2 separate regions of the Homo sapiens genome follow, and region 2 is linked to region 1. The links are chromatin contacts, found by Hi-C in ENCODE. All regions are on one chromosome and are shown on one strand. Each heading gives the region's core, a stretch centred on a gene start or an enhancer-like site at or near the end of the contact. The rest is flanking DNA. Distances are from core to core; before and after follow the strand shown. Region 1 holds the start of MST1 (macrophage stimulating 1). Region 2 holds the start of CISH (cytokine inducible SH2 containing protein).

Region 1 (3,312 bases), core at 589-3,088:
CAACCATGGCTGCTCACGTTGTAGTGGAAGGCCCTGGAGAGAAGAAGGCACAGGGTAACGCCACAGCCCAGGCTTCCCTGCCCCCAGTCTTATCTAGGCCCAGTGGCCACTCACCGGCAGTCCATTAAGGGCCCACAGCGACCAGCACACTCTTCAGCATCTGCCACATCCTCCTGCCAAGGCCCGGGCACCACCGCATGTAGCAGGTGCTGTAGCTCTGTGCCCCGGAGCACTTGGAAGTCATTCAATGGCGAGCGCTGCCCTGCAGAGTAGGCATGAGTGGGTGCAGGTCAGGTGGGCATACATGTCAGTAATGTGTATTGGCATGTCCACACTTTGTTCATTCAGGGGATCAAAGCTACAAGGCTTCTGGGATGGACCCTGTATGCACTTTCAAGGGCCAGTCTAGCCCCCTGCACAGATACTTGTGAAAAAAATTTCCCCTGGGAAGCAGGCCCAGACTTGGTAGTTATCACCGGTGCCTCTGTTTAGTGGCCCAGGCACCGGGCTCAGATCTAACACATACGCTCTGTGAGAGCAGTGGGTGATGAAGCTTGCCCCACCTCATCTCTCAAATGAGAATGCTAAGGCTCAGAGCCATCACATTACCCAGCCAGGGGCCCTGGCTAGGCATTCAGACTCCAAATCTGGGCTCTCACCTGCACAAAGGCATATGCTAGGTTAGAGGGGTAGATCAGGCTCAGGAGGGGTCACTGCCTGCTGTGTGCGTGCATCTGTGTGGTCCTGACACTGCTTCAGTGCTAGAGCAGACGTGCTAATAGAGGCCTAAGTGGGCAATGTCTATGTGTTCCTAGGGCTTCCCAGCTGTGCTCAAGAGGGCAAGGTCACTGCCCCATGCCCACTGAGCCTCTGGCTCCCCGACTTTTTTCTCATCCTAGAATAGGAGAATGGGGCCAACCCCCTCCTGAAGGCAGATGGGGATCAGGGTTGGGGGCACTTACCAGGGACCCCTAAGCATTGAGTCAGAAGCAGCAGGAGTGGGAGCCACCCCATCCTTCTGGCTGGAGGCTGCACTGTGACCCACCACAGCCCCATCCGGGAAGTTGTGAAACCTGTCCCTACGGGATTGGGTGGCTCTGGCTCCACACGTCAGCTCAGGGCCTGCTGGACCCTGACCTGAGACCTGGTGACAGGAGCCATGAGGGGCCAGGCCTCAGGTCCCATAGGTCAGTTGCAAGGGCCTAGTACAGCTTAGTGGACAGGTGTTAGGAAGGTTTGGTGGGGACACTTGAGGTGCCCTGGGGTTGGGGTGAAACCCCTCTGCAGCCTAGTCAGCCCAAGGGCATTGTGAAAGTGAGAGCTGCCAGAGGTCTGGGCTCCAGCCCCTGGGTGACATTAAACTTTTCTGAATTTCGGTTTTTCCCTGTAAATTGGGGAAAATTACTTGCCCCAGCTTCAACACTGCCTCCCCTCCACCCTTTTGCTGCTGCCTTATCAGGCCCCAGCTGTAGGCAGGTCAGCCCACACCCGGCGGCAGAGCCCAGAGAGGCTCGCTCATCTCAGCCGCCAGAAGTGTCATCCCAGGGAAGGTGAGCGAGGCTGTCCACTAGGACTAAATAGGGGTGGAGGTAACAGGTAGCAGGGACTCTGGCAGGAACGGCCTTTCAGACGTTTTAAGGACCGTCTGAGCGGGGCCTCTAAGTATGGGTAGGAGACAGGCGGCCTAGGGATTCCGGTTAGCATGTCGCGTTCTGCCGCAGCAGGGCTGGGAGCATCCCCAGAGCAGGCGGAGGTCGGAGGTGGTGAGGCCTTTCGGCGAAGCTGAGGCCTGGAACAACCCGGTGGGAAGCCATGGAGGGGGTCCCCTAGCGGAGGCTGGGCGCGGGCCAGTGCGCGTGCGCGGCTGGAGGCTCAGCGCGCAAGCGTGCGCGTGATTTGGCCCTGAACGGACGCCGTAGCCAAGAGGTTGGGCGGATGTTGTGAGCCGGGTCGCTGCGGCCGAGGCTCCGGGTGAGTGAGGGGCGGCAGGGCTCTGAGCCTGGCGGGTTCCGGCTATTCCCTTCGCGGTCCGGGCTAGTCCAGTGCGAGGGCACCTGCAGCGCAGGGATCTGGGTGCGAAACTCCGAGCGGAAGCTGGTCTGGCAGGTCCTGTGGAGCTTGGGGCCAGGCGGGGGCGACTTGGGGGAGCCATGCGCCGCCCTCGCCGTCCTTGGGCTCCCAGACGGAGTAGGTTCAGTTCTGAGTCCGGATACCCCGGCGGGGTTGGACGGGATAGCCGTGACAGGGAGTCCCCGGGCGGGGACAAGGTCCGCCTCTCACCTGGGTCCTCAGCAACTGACTCCCGGAGCCCACTCCGGGTGTCTGGAAGGTCTGCTCATCAAATGAATGACTGAGTTTAATCAGATCTTCAACTACTCTGGTAGTGAAGGGGCACCGATCATGGACGCCCACCGAGGGCCCGAGGTCGGGAAAATCACCTTCCCGAGGAGCAGGCGTGGTGCAGACCCACAAGGGTTTGTGGCGGGAGTAGAGGGTCTGTTTGGGGTGAGATAAGAGACTGAACTGCAGAGTAGGGAGTGCTGGCTAAGGCAGTGCTGCAGAGCGAAACTCTAGACCTGCGCTGTCTAATAGAACTTTATATGATGGTGGGAACGTTCTACCTTTGTGCTGTCCAACAGAGTAACCATTAGCCACATGTGGTCATTGAACTCTTGAAATGTGGCTAAGGCAACTGAGAAATCGAATTGTTAATTTTTAAAACTTTAAATTTAAGTAACCTCATGTGGATGACGGCTGCTGTGTTGGACAGCACCGCTACACATCAGTGAGGCCAGCACCAGGGACTCAGTGCAGGTTCTGGAGCAGCTGCAGCAGCAACATGATGTGAGGGATAGATGCACTAGGAGGACCAATGGAGTTTGCCATGAGGGCTGGGCAAGGGTGGTGCTTGGATGAGGTGGGAGGCCACATGTGTGAGTGGGAATGGTGAAACTATCAGGACCATGGATAAAAGAAGGGAGGAACCCAGGGCTGAGGAAAGAGGCTCCAGCCTTGTGGGGAGTAAGTGGGACTTATGGCTAGAGATGACCAGACCAGTGGTGGTCTGCACTTGGGGGAATGTGTAGGATTGTCGCTTCTGGTTGTGAGCTGGACTCAGTATGGCTTACAACTGAGATGGATACAGGGGCTCTGCCCCTAGGACACCTCACTTTGGACATTTTGGTCTGATTTCCACAGAGCTGAGACATTTTGTTATGGTTCGGCAAAAATATATCTAGTACCTGCTCTCTGCCCAGCCCTGTGCTGGGCACAGGGACACTGGAGAACAAGAAGTGGTCCCTGTTACATGGG
Region 2 (3,312 bases), core at 227-2,726, 920 kb after region 1:
ACCTTTGGGGCTGATGTGGTAGCTGGGTGTATGAATAGCTGTGTTGATCACCACAAGCTCCTGGTGAGTGTGTACCTGGGCAGGGGTGTGTCCATGGCTGTGTCATCATCATGGTGGGGACAGTGGCTGGTGTGTTCTAGGTACATGTGTGTGCCCGCTTTGGAGCGCAGCAGTCTAAAACTTTGTTCCCTGACACCCAACAGTAGCCCTGAGCTTACAAGGGGGTGCTCACCTAGGGTAAAAAGTGAAAGAGGCTATGGGACCCCGGAATGCAGGGGGAGGCTCCTGGGGTGGAAGGCAGTGGTGGGGCAGGTATTCAGGAGTCCCAGAATGCAGACAGGAGGAAGGAACTTGCTGGAGACAGCAAGGGAGAAGTAGTCTTCCCAGCACCTCCATGTCCTCTTCCTTGGCCTCACCTTCCACCCTCCCTCACTTGGCACCAGGCCAGTTGCGATAAGCACAGCCACCCAGTCCTCCCTGAGTGCAGAACACCCATTTATACCTTCTTCCTCTCTCCTTGGAGCTTCCTGAGCTCCTGTCACATCACCATGGCCAGCATCAGACCCTTTGGTTGAAGGGGTTGCTGAGGTTCAGGACAGAGTGGATGGCCAGGAATGCTCAGCTCAGGTCAAGACTCTGTCTTATCAGCATCCCCTCTCCACTGTCCCTTACCTCAAGTCTGGGAAATTTGAAGATGAGAGGCAGGAGCCAAGGTCCTTCTCACATTGGGATCCCAGACTGGGCTGAGACAGGGTTGTGAGACGATTGTGGGGGTACCCCAAGCAGGACCAGGCCAAACCCAGGGCCTCCCGAGAGTTGCAGACCATCAGGTGCCAGCCTGAGGAAAGGCAAGGATCTGCGGCTGGCTTCCCAAGAAGAGCCTACTTGCTAGCCTGGGGCAGGAGAGGGGACACCAGGACAGAGGGGGCCAGGGGCTGGTCCAAGGTTACTAGCAGGCAGGGCAGCAGGCAGGCTAGCGTAGAGTGCTCTGGGCCCAGAAGAATATCTGGGATTGTTGGCCACATCTTGGGGGACGCCGTGCCGTTAGCATCCATCTGCTCCAATGAGAACCCAGGCTGAGCCCACCCTGTGAGTTCCTCCTTTAGCCGGCCAGCCCCCGGTTTCCCAATCCACAGTGGGAATTGAGGTAAGTGTGTGGGGGCGGGGAGTGGGAGTGTCACAGCCCCACACAGAGCCTTGCTCCTGAGGTCCGTCTGCGCTCAGTCACCTCTGGCCCGTCAAGCCCTCCCAATGCCCGGCAGCTAGCACGAAGCCCCTGTTCTCCCGTGCGCCCCTCGTGGTGGCCGGGAAGGGGGCAGAGAGCCGCGCTTACCCCTGAACGCAGAGGACCATGTCCCCGCGGCAGCGGCGACTCCGGAGTGGGGACTCGGCTGGACGGCGGCGGCTGGAGGGAACCAGTGGGCGCGGAGCGCGTGCTGGGTAGGCTCCCGGGGCGCGCGGGCGCAGGACAGGGACTGAGAGGCAGTGGCGCGGACCGCCTGCGAGGGCGAGGGGGGCGGGCCAGACGAGCGGGGCGGGGCGAGCTGCTGCCTAATCCTTTGTCTGCCGCGTTCCAGCCCTTCCCGGAAGCAGCGTCTTCCTAGAACCGCGGGCTGAGCGGTGGGGCCCGGGCGGGGTGCGCGGGCCCCGTCGCCGGGTCTGGGGCCCTGAGCAGTGAAAGGAAATACTTTGACAGATTTCCAAGAACTTTCCAGGAAAACGGGGCGGGGCCCCGCGAGCTGACCAATCGCGACGCTGAAGGTGGAGCCGAGCGGTCGGGGAGGGCCAATAGCAGCGCGTGGACCCGGGGCTGAAGCTACCCAGAGGGGCAGGTCGGAGAGATCAGTGGGGAAAGACCGGGTCGGGGAAGTTAAGGAGGGGCCCGGGCTCAGCAACCCGCGCCCAGATTGCCTTCTGGCATTCTGCGTCGTTGGGGAAGGGCCCTCTTATCTCGCGGTGGAACTCGTGGCAGGGCGGGGGGCGGAGTCCCGGGCTTGTCCTCCCTGCGAGCGGCTCCTCCAAGGAGGTCTGTCGGCGTGTGCAAGCGCCCCGTGTTGGGACGGCCGCTCCTGGACCCTAGGACTCTGTGTGTCGGGTGTCGGATTGGGTGGCATGGGGTGAGATCTGGAGCGGGACTTAGGGCAGGGCGGGGTGCAGAGGACAGTTCCAGAAATGAGTGGGTCCACTGAGGTCAAGCCGGCGGTCACCACAGCCAGAAAGATCCAGACAAGAACGTTTTCTTTGAAAGAGTTGAAGGAGAAAGCACGCCCCAACTTTTCGAATCAGGCAGACCATCCAGTCTTGGCTGGCACTGGTTTCTGGCCGGCCCTGCCAGTCAGGGGAGAAGAGACTACAGATTTGAGAAAGCAAGCAGAGACAGCCCCAGATGGCCCGGACTCTGGGTTGGTACCACCCCCACCCCCCGCCAGAAAAAAAATGCTGAGAGAGAGTCCTGCAACTCAAAACATAGGGAGATAATCTGGGAGTAGGGTGATAGAGGTTGGGGCGGGATGGCGGGGGCAGAGTAGTAACACTCGCTCTTATCTACAGGGAGTACTTGCTGCATTTGATCCTCTACAACTGGTGTTGCTCCCGTTATGCGGACAGAAGACAGCCCCAGGGAACAAATGCTAGGAAATGGCAGGGTAAGAGCTTGGTCCCAGCTCTGAATCAGAAGCCCACGCTCCTACCAGGACCCTCTCCACCTTTTTTCAGTTCACTGGATTCACTATGGAGCATCTTGAAGGACTGTAGGGTCTGTGAATCTCCTCCAAACCCTTGGGCCAGAAGAACTGTGGGATTTGGAGAGGTTGCAGGGTCCACTCCCCACCCCCATCCCCCTCCCAGTGTGTGCCCCCAGGGTCCCCAGAAAGGAGTCTAGCTCTGAGATCCTGGGCAGGGATGACAGACCCCTGGCCTTGTTGAAGGGCCTGAACGATAGCATCCAGGGAAGACAGGGCTCAGTTTGCTCTGCCCAGAATGGCAGAGGGCAAAAGAAACCTGAAAGCAAAACCCTGTGAAACTGGGGAAAAAACGTTAAGTTTCAGATTTCAGGGCAGTCACTTCTCTGTAGCTTTCCTGAAGGGAAGCCGGGCTTCATGAGTGCAACTCTGCCAGCCCCCTCCTGAGTTGGCCAGAAGCCACTTTCTTGGAATGGGGGTAGGGGGGATGGATACCTTATAACCCACTTTGAGGGCTGGGATACCTGGATAGCCTGATATGCGGCCCCTGTGTGGACCACTGACTTGCCAGTAGGAACTGTCCACTGTCTCATTACTATGAAGACAAAAGGACTTTGCCGCTGCCAGGCAA

What was found. Hi-C counts contacts between places; a loop is a spot of excess contacts on that map. Pooled maps may share reads with other maps.
Region 2: a loop to region 1 is called in a pooled map, with 7 times the contacts of the local background. The contact joins the promoter of CISH here to the promoter of MST1 in region 1. A Hi-C loop is called at or near these places in 4 of 50 pooled maps.

Annotation. Positions count from the first base shown.
Region 1 is chr3:49,687,636-49,690,947 of GRCh38, forward strand. It overlaps MST1 (macrophage stimulating 1), which reads right to left and starts at 1,839. Exons shown (of 18, transcript NM_020998.4): 1 at 963-1,839; 2 at 115-262; 3 at 1-33. The coding sequence starts at 1,056. RNF123 (ring finger protein 123) reads left to right here and starts at 1,922. Exons shown (of 39, transcript NM_022064.5): 1 at 1,922-1,971. RefSeq lists an enhancer at 1,193-1,752.
Region 2 is chr3:50,610,298-50,613,609 of GRCh38, forward strand. CISH (cytokine inducible SH2 containing protein) reads right to left here and starts at 1,477. Exons shown (of 3, transcript NM_145071.4): 1 at 1,334-1,477. The coding sequence starts at 1,353. It also overlaps a transcript of MAPKAPK3 not described here. RefSeq lists enhancers at 436-996, 1,906-1,995 and a silencer at 1,346-1,825.